2 separate regions of the Homo sapiens genome follow, and region 1 is linked to region 2. Evidence: read pairs that join two places in POLR2A ChIA-PET (ENCODE). Cell type or tissue: PC-9. All regions are shown on one strand. Links, peaks and the distances in the headings refer to the core of each region. The heading gives the core; the rest is flanking DNA.

Region 1 (5,372 bases), core at 171-5,170, 150 kb after region 2:
AAGGCTAAAGGTCTGGGGGTGGTTGGGGGCCTGGTTCCAGGCCCAGCTCTGCCATCTACCCACTGTGTGGCTTTAAAGGGCTTGCCCAGTCAGTTTTCCAACCTATGAAGTGGGGGTACCAATATTCTTAGCACTCTCTCTCCCCAGGGCTGCTCCAGCTCTACTCAGGCTGATGACCCCACCTGCTCCTCAGTGGCGCTGGCTGTGCAGGCACTGCCCAGATGATGTGTTCTGCTCACGTCACCCTCCTAACAGCCATCTGGAACTCCCCTCTCAGTGGAGAAACAGAAGCATGAAGCAGTTAAGAAACATCCCTACAGCAAGGCCACACTGGTCAGGATCTGCACTTGCCTCTGGGCGGTAGAGGGAAAGGAATGGGGTTGGGGTGGGGGCTGCTGCTATCTGGGGGCAGCAGGGCTATATGGAGGAGCCTCATACTCCCTTGCTCCAACCCCAGAGCACTCCTGCCAAATGGCAGCAAGGGGTGCGGGTCAGCCCAGAAGAGGCTCCAGGTGCCTCCAGGCTTCCGCCAGCCTGTAACACCCGGCCCTGGCACTGGCCATCTGCCTCTCAGCACAGGTAGCCCAGGCCTGGGTACTGTTTCGCACCAGCCTTGGCTACTCCAGCACCCCCCTCGCTGGACCCCATTTCCTGGTGTGTAAAATGACAGTAATAATCTCTTGCACATGGGGTGGTTGTAAAATAACGACCATCCAGTGCCCATCACAGTGCTGCCTGCACTGGGAGATAGTAGAATCCCCAGAGGCTGGGAGATTCCGAAGCAGTGGGACTCATACCCCCATCCCAGGTAGAACCCCAAGAAAGGAGCCAGATCCCAGAAGAAACAGGGTGGCATGGGGTGTCTAAGCGGCACCCCAGAGCTCCCTGTGCTTGACTGCGAAGTGGGAGCTGTGGAATGATGACCACAGGCCCCAGAGGGGGCCACAGGCCACAGAAAGGACCTCTATCAGCCCCTTAGTACAGGGCAAATGGAAGGAGCCCTGAGTGCCCAAGAGCAGAGAAGAGCCAGACACACAGAGACTCAGGATGGGCATCAAGGGAGCATGCAGGGGAAAGGCAGGAGGCAGGGCAAGATGATCGGAGGGCCCAATGCTGACCAGGACCATGGCGGGCATCGCAGGCCCAATGGCAGCATCCAGGTCCAGGAGTTCTGCAAGAAGCAACCCGTAACAATGTGTGCTGCTGGGTGGGCAGGGCGGGGAGGAGGGAAGAGAGCAGAGCACCAACAGAAAGGGGCAAAATCAAAATTAATACCGTTTAATTAAGTATCTACAAGACAGGACACAAGTCATAAACTGAACCCTTTAATGTGGAATGCAGGTAAATATTAATATGTATGATAGAGTGTGGGATTCAGCCTTTAAAATGCAAAGCTCCCTAAGGTCTTCAAATGTGCCATCCCCAAAAGTTCTACACATCCCTGGGGAAAGAAAGGGTCCCCAAATTGATGTGAGATTACACTTCTACCATGTGGGGAATGGGGGAGGAAAACAGAAATTCAGGTCAGATATAAAAAAAAATTAAGTTATGTTCCTCACTCATGTTCCTTTGTAAACGGAGCTCCTGAGTCACTGCAGCTGTCACCGTGCAGTGCCATCTTCAGACCCTTCATCCCTCAGGGCTGGGGGGACTCACCCTACCCTCTCACCCTTCACATTTCAGCCGTTGGGTTCACCAGCCTCCTATCCCTTCACTCATCTAGAGGGGAAATCTGCCTCCCCTTCTTCCTTTGGCCCTAAATGAGTTCATCAGTGTGACTCTAAGGAGTGATGGCAGGGAGCTGGGTTTGAGTCCAGCCCCGCCAGAGATTCCCTGTGTGAACCTAGGCAGGTCCCATCTTCCCTCTGGCCAAGTCTCAGTCTCTTTGTTGCGAAAGGGAATAAATGCTGCCTACTGGGGCTGCTGAGCAGATCCAGGCCACAGCTATGCGACACTACTTCTTAAACAGACTGCACTGCACTGGGGTTTGACCAACAAAACAAAACCAAACCAAAAGAAAAAAAAAGTTTGTGTTCAACTATGTTGAACAGAGCTGGGTTTCACAATCAGCCCTTCTGAGCTATGTCGGGGGGTGGTGAGGTTTGATTTTTCCCCATGGTCTTCCTACCAGGGCTCACCGTCTTCTCCTGCCCCAGCCAGTGGAGAGGGGAACCAGAGCCGAACTAGTGGGGAAGCAGGTTAGGGTGGGTGGGGGAGCTGAGCAGGCTTGGCTCCTGGAGGCCTGAGTCAGCGGGCAGGCGGGCAGGGCGGGCTGGGTCCTCACATGCTTGGGGAGGAGATGGTGCAGGAATGTTCCTCCCGCCCAGGCCTAGGCCCTGCCCACCGCATCCTGGCTCCGGCTCCCGTGGCCACTGCAGCTCAGCTCTAGCTTGAGAAGGGAGCTGCCTGGAGCTCTGCTGGATCGGTTCAGCCAGGGGCCTTCAGAGGCAGCCTGGCCCAGAGGATTGGCCCAGGGGAGGGCAGGGCCAGGAAACAGAGTCTGCCCAGAGCCAGGCTCTGGCCCCAGAGTATCCCCTGCCCTGCTGGGTGATAAGGCCAGCCACCACTGCTCCCTGGGCCTCAGGCGCCCATCTGTTCAATAAGGAGCTGAACTTGGTGGTATCCAGTCATCCCAATTGCATCCCTAGACCTCAGGCTGTGTGCCTGTATGTGGTGCTTGTGACTGGCTCTACTCCCCCTTGGAGACACCCCCTCCAGGGGTGGTGTCTCCAAGCAAAGCTCTCCTTAATCTCTGATGAGGTGGGGACCCTGGGAGGTCATGCAGGTGCAGTCCAGGCACAGAGATGCTTATGACACCTTTGCTCTGTGCAAGCATGGCTTTGTGGCGGTGTGTGCCCGAGTATGTGTCACTGTGTGAGGCTATGACCATGTGCATAGGACTGTGGTGTGGCTGTGTCTGACAAAGTAGCCACTGGTGCTTTGAATGGATGGCAAGGCATGTGTGGCTGTGGCTGTGAATGTGTAATAGCGTGTGGCAGTATGACTGTGTGAGCATACAGGCATGCTTATGTGGCGTATGTGCCTGTGGGCAGGTGTGTGACTGCGTGTGCTTGTTGTGAGACTGAGCGATTACATTCGTGAGTCTGTGAGTGTGTAGACACGTGGAAGACATATGGCTCTGTCATCTGGGAGGGGTGGTGCAGAGCAGGGGCCGATGGGGCCACCTGCCTCTCCCAGGCCTGGCTCTGCTCCAGCCAGTGGTGCAGCCACGGCACAGTGGTTCATAGCCCTCCTGTGTCCAGCGGGTGAAGAGATGCAGGATCTGAGGTCTGCTTCCATCCCCAGCCCCCATCTGTGGCCACAAAGCGGATTCCTTTTCCTGTACTGGGCCAAGACTGGTGACCAGGGGATCCCCTACCCCGGGTGCTGGTAGCTGTCCAGGGCAGAAAGAGAAGCCTTGTTTTCCACCCCCTCAGAGCAAAGTAAGGGAGGAAACGAGGCAGCTGGGTCCAGCCGAGTCGGGAACATCTGCCTGGCATGTGACGAGGCAGGAATCGGCCATCACCAGGATGCCCCCAACACTGGTCCCCCAATCTCCTGCTGAAAGGGGCTTAGCTACCCCAGAACGGCCCCAAGTTCCCCCAATACCCCCACCCCCATAGAGGCAGAAAGAAAAGAGAGAGGAGGGCCAGGACAGCCTCCCTCCCTGCCACACACACACCTGCCCCAGCCCAGAGACCTCAGGATACCAGGAGCAGGCCTGGCATTATCCCAAGACTCCACTTCCTGATGCTTCTCCTGGATCCAAGTCCCTCCTGAGAAAAGTATCAGACTGATGGCCTCACCCTGAGGATGGAAGGCCTGGGAGGTGGTCCCCTCTCAAGGAAGGCACACAGAGGACAACACTGTTCCCAGAGCAGGAAGCATGAGCAGGGGACTTTCCAGGCACCATGGGTTAGGAGGAGCATTCCCACCAGCCCTGCCTCGGCCTGGCCCAGCCCCCACTGCTCAGAGCCCCTTCTGCAGATGGCTACATGGATGGCAGAGCTGAGAAGAGGTTAAGGGCGGGAAGTTCCTCGGATGGGTTAGAAAATGGGGCAGGGTGGAGAGAGGGGAAAATTCCTCAGAAAGTCCCAAATCTGACCTAATGTTGACCAAGGGCCAGGGGGACCCATTCCAGAAGTTCCTCTGAGGACGCTATGCCCTGAACAGGGAGTCCTGCCCGCCCCTTCCCCCACCGCACCTGCTGGCCCTTCTCCATCTTCCTGCACAAGCTCCCTGGTCCCTGGTCTAGCCAACCTTCCCTGACGGCCTTGACCCTGGAAGCCCTCCCTCCACCAAGTCCCCATTGCCTCCAAAGGAGAGCCAAGTCTCAACCAGTACCCTCCTCTCATCTGTGGATGAACAGATCCAAGAGCAAGGTCCGCTCATCCTGATCAGGGCACCCCCAACAGCCAGCGTCCTCTTCAGTTTCCAATGTGGGAGCCTCCGCAGGGCTGGGTACCCAGGACGGTTTGGGGAAGAGACACAGCTTCTGAGTCCCCCACTTCCCTCCCCTGGACTAGGGCTTTTCAAGGGCAAGGCCAGGGCATGGCTCCTTGGGGAGAGGAGCCACCATCTATTAATTGTCCTAGGGCACAGCGTCCTGTCCCTTCCTCATACAACCCTCAGCCCCAGATCACAAGGCAGTACAGCCAGTCCCCTGGGCAGCACTCCACCTGTTTTAGAGACAAGAGTGCGTTCTAGGGAGGGATGGATCCACCCAGGGGTCCACAGCCGCCTCTAGCTCCTCCTGCCTGCTGGCACCTTCCACCAGCATAGCCCTCCCCTGAACTTTTGAGGTTCTGTGGAAAATTTGTGCCCACCACGACCTCAGAATCTCATCCAATGGCTCTCAGGAGCAATTAGGGCTCTATCCTTCTCCTGCCCTCCGCCTTTCTGGGATCCAAACAGAAAAAGTCATGCTTGTGTTATCTTAATTGTAAAAGGTTTATCAAGAAAAAAGATTCAAGGAGCAGCATCCAGGAGGAGACCATGACCCCCCCGGGGGCAAGGGGGGCAGTGGTGACACATGTCAGCACCCCACAGCAAGCTGCTGGACCACACCCTGACCTGGGTGGGGAGGAGGCAGAAACCCCTCGGGGATGTAAACATAGGTCAGAGACAGCACAACCTGACGGGGAGCAGGGGCCCACATTCCAGCGAGGCAGACAGAGGGCAGGTGGGCATGGAATCCCTCGCATGGCTGGGCAAGCAGGCCCCTGTCTTTTTCCTCTTAGGTTTCCCATTGTGCAACAGGAAGGATCTTGGGAAGACAGTGCCACAGAGCCCAAGGACCCTGAGATCCTGGGTTTGGACCTGCTTCGAGTGTGGGGAGTTATTGCTGGTGAACTCAAATATACAGTCACTTT
Region 2 (5,372 bases), core at 111-5,110:
CTAATACATTCACTAATGCTGGGTTTGCTTTTTCTTTTTTATTATTACTAGTGAAATTGAATATTATTTTATATGTTCATTGGACATTTGTATTTCTTCTTTTCTGAATTGCTGGTATATTTCCTTGATTCATTTTTTCTATTACTGTGTTTGTCTTTTTCCTGTTTGTTGATGAGTACTTTTATGTAGTTGGAATACTCACACTGACATACTTCATTATGTAAAAATGAAAACTTCTGTATGTTACAAAACACCAGAAAAACAAATGAAAAGACAGAAGAAATTATTGAGAAAAACAAATTTGCAATGAATAGAACAATTTTGCAAGAATAGAACAAATTTGCAATGAATAGAACAATTTTTCTTTATACCTTCTGTACAGTACTGAGCATCATGCTTAGAAAGTCCTTCATAATCCCCAAGATCATGTAAATATTCTTTTTTTATGTTTTCTCCTAGTTAGTATGTTTACAGTTTTATTTGTTAACATCTTTACAACAACTGGAATTCATTTCTGGCATGAGGTTTAAAGTAGTAATGATTCTAACTTAATTTTTTTCCAGGTAGTTAATTAATTGCTCTAACAAAACTTATTGAATAATTCTTCTTTGCTCAAGAGGTCTTAATGCCACCTTTATCACACGCTAAAACAATATATTCTTATAAAAATTCAGGTTTGTGGCCAGGCGTGCTGGCTCATGTCTGTAATCCTAGCACTTTGGGAGGCCGAGGTGGGTGGATCATGAGGTCAGGAGTTCAAGACCAGCCTGGCCAAGATGGTGAAACCTCATCTCTACTAAAAATATAAAAATTAGCTGGGCGTAGTGGCAGGCACCTGTAATCCCAGCTACTCAGGAGGCTGAGACAGGAGAATTGCTTGAACCCAGGCAGCAGAGGTTGCAGTGAGCCAAGATCACACCACTGCACTCCAGCCTGAGTAATAGAGTGAGACTCCATCTCCAAAAAAAAGAAAAGAAAAACCTTCAGGTTTGTTTCTGGACTTCCTATTCTGTTCCATGATTTCTGATCTCTTCTGAATTCTAAAGCTGTTCTATTCCAACAAGGGTCCCCAAATTCTCAGAAATAGAGTTTGCATTGCTTTGGCGATCTCTGTTCAAATTCTTATCTCTTATGTTAGACTGTGAGTTCCCTGAGGGAAGGGTCCTGTCTCACTCCTCTGTGTACCCCAAGAGCCTAGTGTGGTATAATGAAGGAAGGGCACAACAGCACCACGGTGAAGTGAGGAAGCCCCAAGCTTAGGGGCACCAGATTGAGCAAAGAAAACTATAGGATATGCAGTTAACCTACAATATCAGATAAACAGCAAATAGTTTTTTTGTATGAGTATATCCCATGCAATGTTTGGGATATACTTATCCTAAAAGTTATCCAGACATCTCCACTGAAACACTCATCCTCCTCAGACCTCACACCCCTGCTTACCATGAGATCCAAGCTGGAAAACCAGGAATGCATTTTTTACATGCCAAATGCCACAGCTCAAGTTAGAAGCACCCAACTGACTGGGTGTGAGAGTGGGGAATATGGCCTCCTATGCCTGCAGAGGCAGCGTCCCATGCCAAGAAGGGACTGACTCACTGCTGTTCCTCCATAAGGCTCGCTGCCACAACCACTTGCACCATGCGCCATGTCCCTGTCCCATATCCCCATTCCCCAGAGGCCTTGAGCCAAGTGGAGCAGGGCAGACACTGTATGATCCCACAGCTGACTGTTCATAGTCTCTAACCTTTCCTTCTCTTATAAAAGGAAAACAGGGCACTCCTCTGATGCCACCCAGCATGTGATACCCGCCTGGACACATCCAGGAAACACTCAAGCCATGCTGGGGAGGCAGTCATCCTGTTTCTCATGTTTATCCACACACTTCCACAGGGGCTGCAAGTCTACACAACCTAGACACTTGGTCCAAATGGCCCCTAGTTTGTGCCAGGCACAGTGCTAAGCATTTGGGTTACAACGATGAACAAAAACTGGCCTGGTCCTTGATGTTATGGAGCTTACAGTCTAGTAGGGGAGATGGCCATAAATCACGTGATCAAAATTTATTTAATTGAAAAAGTATAAAGAGATATAAGAGCATATAGTGAGGGACCTAATCTGATGGGGTGGGTAGTCAACACCCCAAATAAGGGATATTTGAGAAGGCATTCACTGTCAAAGAGAAGTGTTTCTGGCAGAGAGAACAGCATGTGCAAAGGTCCTGAGGTAGGAGGGAGGGAACCCTCAGGGATCTGAGGTGATAGAGGGAGTAAGAGAGAAAGAATGAAGCAAAAGGTGGCTGCAGAGGCAGGCAGGGGCCAGATCCTGCAGGCCAAGGGTGAGTCAAAGCCATTGCAGAATTTAGCAAGAGAGTGACTTAATAATATTGGGCTTTTAAAGATGAATATGGCTGCAATACCAGAATGGCTGGTTGGAAGAGGCCAAAGTGGAAGCTACTGGGGATGTCTGTGTAAGAGCTGACAGTGACCTTGTGGTGGAAATGGGGCACAAGAGAGGGAGACTGTGCTGGGCTTCATCATGGTTGAATGCAGGAGAGAAAGGAAGTATCAGGGAGATGCTGGCACAACCAGGGAAGACTTTCATCACCCACTGGGTACGGGGGAGGGTGGTTAACCTGTGGGGAGAAGCAGGGCACTTATCCAGGGTGGAAAAGAGAGAGAGTGAGGAGAAGGAGCAGGAGTAAGAGAGCTAAAGCTGAGAACTCAAAGGACCAAGGAGAAGCTACAGGGCCAGCTCACAGAAATGGCGCGGAAGGAACTCACTTGTTGCCCCAGCTTTCTCTCATTTCAGTCTCAAAGAGATCTTGCCGGTTAGGCGGACACTTTCTCCACTTCGCAGGGTAACCAACTATGGATCAGATCTTCTTCTGACATCACAGAGCTGGGACTTGAATGCAAGTCTGTGTAACTACAAAGCCCACACTCTGCTCTCTGCCAGGAGCCCCACTCCTGCCCCGATCCCTGGGCCGATGAGTTATATCGAGGCCTATAGCCAAAATGAAGGCTCAAAGATTCCCCAGCAGGGGAAGAAAGTGGCTGGGTGGGAGGGCTAATTCTCAATTCCTGTAGTTCATTCAGATCCTGGAGCCTGGGGGAATATGGGAAAACCAAGGCAGACACAACGTGGAGAAAGCAAAGGTCAGTATTTCTCTACCCTGGCTGCACAGTGCCATCATCAGGTGAGCTGTGAAAATTCCTGGTGCCCAGGCCATCCCCCACCAATTAGCTCAGAATCTCTAGGGTGGGGCTTGGGCATCAGAATGTTTTCAAGCTCTCCAGGTGATGCCAAGCTCTCCAGGTGCAGCCAGGTTGAGAACCATGGGCATATCAGCCCCTCTCCTGAGACCTACTCTATCTCAGTCTAGACTTATCTTGGAAGGGCCTCCCATAACTGTATTTGGGGCCACACTGCCCAGGATCCCAGCCTAATCTGAGTTTAGGTCCTAATTAAGATCTTTAGAGACCCAAGACACTGCAAAATTATTGTGCAGAGCTCCTCTCTTTCTTTTCTTTCTTTCTTTCTTTCATTCATTCGTTCTTTCTTTCTTCTTTCATTTTCTTTCTTTCTTTGCCTTTCTTTCTTCCTTTTCCTTTTTTTTTTTTTTTTTTTTTTTGAGACAGTTTCTCTCTGTCATCAGGCTGGAGTGCAAAGATGCGATCACAGCTCACTGCAGCGTCAACTTACCAGACTCAGATGAATCTCCCACCTCAGTCTCCTGCACAGCTGGGACCATAGGCACATACCACCACATCTGGCTAATTTTTGTATTTTTTGTAGAGATGGGGTTTCACCAAGTTGCCCAGGATGATCTTAAACTCTTGGGCTCAAGCAATCCTCTGCCTCAGCCTCCCAAAGTGCTGGGATTACAGGCATAAGCCACCACACTCAGCTCCCCTTTTTCTTAAGTAATTCTAAATAAAAACAAGACTAAATTATAAAATAAAATTTGACATGGGCATTTTTGGAGAAATGACACAAAACTTCCATGATAGCTGAAATTAAAATATTTATTTTTGGATTTTCTATTTGTGTGTGCACACAGGTACACACTTGTCCTTGGTTGGTGCCCTATGTGTGTACTTGCTCTATGTAGTAGGTTAATCTGCACAGAGTCTGAAGGCACAATTTTCAGTAAACGAAAGCTCTACATAGCACAATTTCCAAGCAGTTGAGACTGAAGCAGCAGTCTCCTTCTGGGTTTAATTTGAATTAACTCATTATGTCAGAGGTTGCAAATGTTTTTCTGTGAAAAATCAGACCTTGGCGATGACACTGAGCAGTAGGATATAAATAACTCCACAAGCTTAGCGTTCCAGTAATGGAACGCTAAGCATAAATGTGTAAACTGCCAGGATGTACTTGTGCAGGAAACTGACAATTTTCAGCAAGAAATCTTCAGATGAGGCTTGTCACTCTCCAGTGTAACTCTAGGGCCTGCTTGGCAGGGGGACCAGCTTTGGCTGGAGGCTGGGTCAAAACGGCGGCCCTGGGATGGCACCTTCCCATCCCATGGAGGGAGCTCTGTTGGGAACATGAGACAGACCAAGAAGACTCATCCATTAGGAAAGCGGCCCTTGGCCTGTCCGGTTTTAATGGAGGAGGGTGCTTGGTGCAATGACCACTTCTGATGGGGAAACTAGTTGAAGACATGGGCATTGTCTTTCCCATGTGTGCCCCACTGGGAGCCTAAACTTGATGGGTGAAAAGTTCCAAGAGATGAATCAAGAGCACTATATATATCTCGGCCGTCCAGGCTGGGCTCCTCCCACCACCCCTCAGTCCTGCCCTCTGGAACCCTTAGCAGGCTGGCAGAAGCCCTTTTTGGGGTCCAGACTTATGACCAGGATGCCTATGGCTTCCTAACCCCCAGGTAGGGCAGCCTAGTGTAAAGATCCTGAAAGCAGGAGAACAGCAATTGATCAAGTGAACCCAAGATAGGACTAAAACTGTCTCTGATGGCAAAACCTTTGATGACGAAGAGTCTGGCCCATAGAAAGATGGCCCTGAGCATGGCACCTCTGACCAAATCCCTCACTCTGACCTACTGAGCGTATGAGCCCAGCCTTGCTCACAGTCGGGGCTGGAGGGAGACCTCATGGAGGCCACTCGATACCTGCACTTCCTGTGTGCCTGTCACTGCTGATTCCACCCACACCGTCCTCTGCCCCAGCCAGCTCAGCCCTGCCATACCCTGCCATTACAGTCCGGGCTCTTTGGATGTGAGTGACAGAAAATTCACTGGCTTAGGCAAGAAGGGAAGCTCATTGGTCAGTAAGTTAGCCATGGGCAGGACAGGGAACAGCTGGGCCTCAGGAATACCTGGACTCAGAATCACCAGCGCTGTTAGGATT

The links. Peaks named below come from ENCODE experiments on the same cell type or tissue, not always from the same donor. Only the 100,000 strongest peaks of a DNase experiment are listed, where the experiment ranks them.
Region 1: POLR2A ChIA-PET joins it to region 2 with 14 read pairs; 5 of 35 experiments call an interaction of 5 or more read pairs at or near these places.

What each region holds. Positions count from the first base shown.
Region 1 is chr15:75,658,192-75,663,563 of GRCh38, reverse strand. It overlaps SNX33 (sorting nexin 33), which reads right to left. Exons shown (of 2, transcript NM_153271.2): 2 at 1,263-5,372. Among named protein-coding and RNA genes, the nearest start is that of SNX33, 13 kb to the right of the region's middle. RefSeq lists enhancers at 1,405-1,978, 3,127-3,700. In PC-9, for the core only: no CTCF peak of the experiment used is centred there; a DNase peak (open chromatin) is centred at 2,283; H3K4me3 peaks cover 565 bases; H3K27ac peaks cover 1,913 bases.
Region 2 is chr15:75,807,981-75,813,352 of GRCh38, reverse strand. No RefSeq gene overlaps it. Among named protein-coding and RNA genes, the nearest start is that of UBE2Q2, 33 kb to the left of the region's middle. In PC-9, for the core only: a CTCF peak has its summit at 3,192; no DNase peak of the experiment used is centred there.